Linked DNA regions of Homo sapiens: region 1 is linked to region 2. A link is an interaction called in ENCODE POLR2A ChIA-PET data of the cell type or tissue named here. Cell type or tissue: OCI-LY7. All regions are shown on one strand. Each heading gives the region's core, and the rest is flanking DNA. Links, peaks and the distances in the headings are about the cores only. Region 1 overlaps CCDC50 (coiled-coil domain containing 50). Region 2 overlaps UTS2B (urotensin 2B).

Region 1 (2,925 bases), core at 151-2,650, 58 kb before region 2:
AAATGGAGGGAAGAATAAGCTGTGTAAGCAACTACTCACAGTTCTAAACTTTTCTAATTCTAGGCCCCAATGTGCCAATTCCTAGCTACTTAGCCTCAGTGGTTTAATACAACTCACTTGCCCTCCCTGACCCTGGGATTTTCATCTGGAAAATAAGGAAGTTGGCCTAGAACAGTGGTTTTTAGTGCTTTCTACTCTGAAATCTCTTTTTAAAGTACCAATTAACTATGGTTTCCCACGTGTGAGTCGTCCGTTAAGTACCTGTTTAAAAAATATATATTTTACAAATTAACAGTTACATCCATTTGAAAATTCCCTTCTTCATTCAAAAAAGTAATGCAAGTCTACATATGGCAATATACTATTTTCTTCCCTTTTGTGAAAGCCATTTTTGGTGCACATATGAATTCAGACAGTTCTTTCAACAACTCCATGCATTCTATACCACAGCAAAGATCATGTTCATGTACCATGGAAAATTTTTTTTTATTGTGGAAATACCCTCAACACAACATGTGGCACACAGCAGATATGCAAATTATCTAAGATTCCTTCCTGCTCCCAAATTGAGTGATATTGCTTTGTACTTAGAACAAAAAATTAAACCTATTATTACTCAAGTAAAAATCAAAAACACAAAATAGCATTTAGAAAATTTTACTAAAATTCTATTCTTAATGATTATCTCCAAAGTCAGAAAAGAAAGCAACAAATTACTTTCTTTAATTTTTCTATGTAATACATATCTATGTTGAATGAATTCTATTTACAAGACATACCTATAAAAAATTAGAAAAAAATTCGAAGTTTTTATAAATTTAATGCTGGTATAAATAAGTGATACACACAGTTTAAAAGGTATTATCTCTGCCTTTTAAAAGCTTATACTCTGAAAAAGAATACAAAATAATTATGCCAGAGACAAGATTCCTAAACCAACAGAGAATAATAATGTATTCATTCATTCACTCATTCATTTATTCACACATGCAAATATTTACTGAATAGTTGCTGATTACATAAAAGACATTCATCCAAATGAGGGTACAGCAAGATAACTAAGACATAAACCTCCTAGCTCCAAGAGATCCAGCCAGGGTCTCATTAAAAACCAACAACCAAAACAAAAACTGTTATGGAATTTTGAAAAACAGGGAAAGTGGGTTTGCCGTGTAGCCAGATATATGTACATCTCATGGACACTGCCATCTGTTTAGATGCCTAGTGTGCATGTGATAAGCTCTAAATTTCTTAGACTACTGGGTTCACTGATGGTACCAGACATAATTTTATATCTTTCCCCCTTGAAGGTCTGGATGTACGCCATTAACTTAATTTAACACATTATGCCACTGGAGTGCCCTGAACCTAAAATAAATCAGTGCTTTCTAGGTATGTTTCCTTTTACAGACATTTCTAAAAATGTATTAAATTGTATCTTTCACTAAAGAAAAAGGATTTGCTCCCAGAATAGCTAGCTACCTGTACTTCAAGAAGTAAGTCACTCCTAGGTAAACTGATTTCAGATGTTAAGCACACACATGCACACCAACACACACAGAATTCACCAACTTTGAGACAGTGGAACTTTCCACCTAAAGAATGTAAGAATTGAACATAAAAATGAGATTGAGAGAACTGCTGTAAGGAAAGAAAAATAAAGATTAACACTTGGAGAAAATAGGAGAGGTTGAAAGCATGCACTGCATGGCTAAAAGTGGTAAAGCTCTAATGCTTAAGAAATTGCAAAGAAGTTGATGAAACGCCAAAATGTCTAGAAAGGCCTCGATCAACATCTTGGTTAGAGAGGGCTAAATGGCAAAATTACAGCAAGTGGACAATTCATTTACCGATACAGGAACTTGGAGAGCAAAAGGAAGTAGGGAGTCTTGATTGCTGGTTCAGAAAAGAAAAATTCAATGAAGAAGCTAAAACTGACCCCCTGAAAAATGTAAGTTTGTCAACTGATTAAAAGTTTTTTACAAAAATATGTTTCCAGCTCTGAACTCCAAGAAACTTTCAGAATATTGTTGAAACATGCCTGTTCCTTTCCCTAACATTCGCAAATTGCATTTTGCATTTCAGTTATAGACCTACTGAAGTTTAAAATGGCTGGAAATTATTTCAAATCTAGAACCTCAAATGTTTCAGAAGAAATAGAGTATTATTCCTGAATATTGGCAACAGCGTTTTCCATTACAAAAAGTATACAGATGTTCCAAACACACTTTTAACCAGAAAAAATGATGTGTTGACACTTAGTTGACTTGATTCTTTTCACCTACATATGAACTCAATCATTTCCCTTTGTCTCCCAGTTTAAGAGATTTACCAAGGTATAAATACTACCATAGGTGTATGTGTGTGTGTTTTTTCAAAAGGTCTGTCCAAATGATGAATATTTTTGACTTCCTTAAAAACTAAGTAAGCAAGCATTAGATTTCAACCTAGGAAAGAAGATTTTTAAATATCCCCTTACCCTAATGTCAGCTGCTACCCACGACCTCTATTGAAATGTTCACGACAAAAGGTCACAGGGTGCCCCATCCCCTCCTAAACAGCAATGGAAACGGGCACACACTCACTGCACTATTCTTCTTAATCTCTATTGGAATCTACCCCATGATACCAAATTGAATATAAATTGTAACTGCATATATATCTATCAAAAGTTTAAATTAAAAAGTAGAGGAGACAGATACAGGGATTTTTTTGAATGGGGTTCAAAAATCTGCATCAGAATATTAAACTAATTACTACTACTAACCCTTCTCAAATGAAGTTGGAGTTTCAATATTACCACAGTCTCAATGTTTGCACATGTTTTACCCTATCAGGGGCACAAGCTTCATTCTCTTTAATTAGGATAAAGACACTGTTAGGGAGTAACTGGGCCATAATTAAGAGTTATATTAGGGAAGGATA
Region 2 (2,925 bases), core at 117-2,616:
GAATGGGAGGCTGTAAATAGATGGATGTTATTGTTTTTAAACAGTGGGAATCTTTTTTCCCCCAAATGTTATGTTTTCCCAGCAAATGAAACATGTAAAAGTCAAGCTGTTTGGCTTGAAGCAGCTGGTGTGAAGAGCCTAAAGTGCTGCCTTCTTGACGGGGACCCCTAGTAACACCCTTTTCTCCGTGCAATTCCATTATTCTGCAAACTGGCCCTTTGGGAGAGAGAACTATTCTCATCATTCTCTTCTGAGTAGCACCAACATGGAGATAAAGAGTGGTCCAGGCTGAACCCTACTTTTGTAGTTAGCTCTTCAGGGCCTAAGGCAATTAGTAACCTTATTAAAATTAAAAATTAAAATAAGTTGAATTCTGGATGGAAACCTTAAGGCCTCAAAATACTTTTTCCTTCCAGCTAGAAAAGACAAAAAATTCAGGAAATCCAAGTATTGACACAATAATTTGTAGCTCCTTGAAAAGACCTGCTCATTATAGGTGGCACAAAATGAAGTCCAAGTACACAGGCTGTATTTACATGTTCCCCATTAACACCCAGAGGTGACTTCCTTTGCCCAAAACCTGTTTCTTTCTGATCTTTTGTTGAGTCATGTACCTTTCCTAGTCAGCCCCTGAATGCATGCTCCCTGTTTTTCTTCTCTCTTTTTTGTTTTTTTCTTCCTTTGTTTCTATTTCCCCCTTTTTCTCTCTTCCTTTCTTTCATCCATTTTCTCTCTTTTTTTTTCTTTCTTTTTATCTTTCCTCTTCAACAGAGAGCAGCATGGTTTTTTTTTTGTTGTTTGTTTTTTGTTTTTTTGAGATGGAGTCTTGCTCTGTTGCCCTGGCAGAAGTACAGTGGTGCAATCTCGGCTCACTGCAGTCTCCACCTCCTGGGTTCACGCCATTCTCCTGCCTTAGCCTCCCGAGTAGCTGGGACTACAGGTGCCTGCTACCACGCCCAGCTAATTTTTTGTAGTTTTAGTAGAGGCGGAGTTTCACTGTGTTAGCCAGGATGGTCTTGATCGCCTGACCTCGTGACCTGCCTGCCTCGGCCTCCCGAAGTGCTGGGATTACAGGCATAAGCCACCGCGCCCGGTCAACAGCATGGTTTTATAGAAGACCAATTAATTATCATTTTACAATTTTATCAGCTGGAAAAGCTAAAAGAACAGCTAGTGGAGGAGAAGGATTCTGAGACGTCCTATGCTGTAGATGGTCTATTCTCTTCTCATCCTAGCAAACGAGGTAAGCTTTCATTTCAAGGTTTTAAGATTGACTTCCAAAAGATTATTTTTGCAGTAATTTCTGAGAGGAAGAAGATTCAGTTGGCATTTCTTAATCTTATGGTGGTGACCAATATAAAGGCTCATATTAAAAAAATATATTCCAATAAAAGTGTTACCATATAAATGTATTTGAGCTTTCTGGTGTTTACAACGGGGCAAGTTCACACTTCTCAGGTTTAAATAAAATAGGTCCTTATTGTATAAACTCTGGCTTACTCTTGCTATTTTGGCTTAAACACTGAAGCAGCAAAGACCACAAATAGAAATAATCCATTTTAAGTCAATTTAAAATTCCATAGAATCTATTCTGACATAAGGGGAAACTTCGTTGCTATAACACTTGTTCCAAGGTTCGATTCATAGCATTTAATTTTAGAAAGATTACTTTTTTGGATTATGCTTTTGGATAATTTTTCCTAGGAAATTATTGTTTCTTACTTTGTTTTTATTTTTGAAAAAAATGTATTCCTGTTTCTTTGTTCATGTAGTGATGAGAGATTTCCTAAGTCATATTTATTTTTACTTGTCCCCTATACCAGATTTGTCTTTAACTTCTGTAAAATCATATTTTAACAATATTATTGAGGGAAGAAGATGAACCAGTGTTAAGCCCTAAACATATACCAGACATTTTATATTTTAATGTCTCAAAATATAGTCATTAAGCATTCAGACTCTAGAGCTAGACTGCCTGGGTTCAAATTTTAACTTTGACTACCTACGCAACCTTGGAGAGTTATCTAATTTTCTCTGCCTCATTTTCTTTGCCTAAAAATGCGGATAATGATAATAATCTTCATGGGATTGTTGGGAGGAGTACATGAGTTAATTTAATTTAAAATAATTCCTAGTATGTAGTAAGTACTATGTAAGCTTAACTTAAAAAATTATTTTGATCATTATTACTACAATTATTTTCTACATGAATCCCATACAATAGCTATTAATATGACTTTTTTTATAGACGAGAAAACTGCATCTCAGAAGGGTTAAATTTAATGCTGAAAATAACCCAACTGCTAAGTGACTTAGCCAGTAAGGGTGAAGGATGAAGTGGCAGAAGATGAAGTGGAGGGTAGGAGGGAGGGAATTTAGTGGCTTTTTTTTTTTCTTTGAGACGGAGTTTCACTGCCCAGGCTGGAGTGCAATGGCACAATCTCGGCTCACTGCAACCTCTGTCTCTGGGGTTCAAGCAATTCTCCTGCCTCAGCCTCCCAAGTAGCTGGGATTACAGGCATGCACCATCACTCCCGGCTAAGTTTTGTATCTTTAGTGGAGATGGGTTTCACCATGTTGGTTAGGCTGGTCTGATTCTGGATATATTTCAAATAAAAGTCAACAAAATGTGCTGGAGAATTACACATGAAGTGTAAAAAATAGGCAGGTGTCAAAAATTACTCCAAGGATTTTGTTTTGAGCAACTAGGAACAAAGGACAGTTTCTGTTTATTGAGCCAAGGATAACTGGAGGAGAAGAAAGTACAAGAGAAAGGTTGAAATAGAGATTTGTTGGACCTTTCCTGAATCAGTATAGCTTAGGCTATTAGGTGTTAACAGTTGTAATCTAAATCTCAGAGGCATGGTGTAATAAAGTCGGGAATCGAGTCCAATGCTTGCAGCACAGCACAGCACCACTCTATTC

Evidence for each region. ChIA-PET counts read pairs that join two places held together with the same protein. Peaks named below come from ENCODE experiments on the same cell type or tissue, not always from the same donor. Only the 100,000 strongest peaks of a DNase experiment are listed, where the experiment ranks them.
Region 1: POLR2A ChIA-PET joins it to region 2 with 6 read pairs; 3 of 35 experiments call an interaction of 5 or more read pairs at or near these places.

The regions. Positions count from the first base shown.
Region 1 is chr3:191,331,742-191,334,666 of GRCh38, reverse strand. All of the region lies in intron 1 of CCDC50 (coiled-coil domain containing 50), which reads right to left. It also overlaps a transcript of UTS2B not described here. Among named protein-coding and RNA genes, the nearest start is that of UTS2B, 2.7 kb to the right of the region's middle. In OCI-LY7, for the core only: no CTCF peak of the experiment used is centred there; no DNase peak of the experiment used is centred there; H3K4me3 peaks cover 653 bases.
Region 2 is chr3:191,273,570-191,276,494 of GRCh38, reverse strand. It overlaps UTS2B (urotensin 2B), which reads left to right. Exons shown (of 9, transcript NM_198152.5): 8 at 1,150-1,243. Among named protein-coding and RNA genes, the nearest start is that of OSTN-AS1, 40 kb to the right of the region's middle. In OCI-LY7, for the core only: no CTCF peak of the experiment used is centred there; no DNase peak of the experiment used is centred there.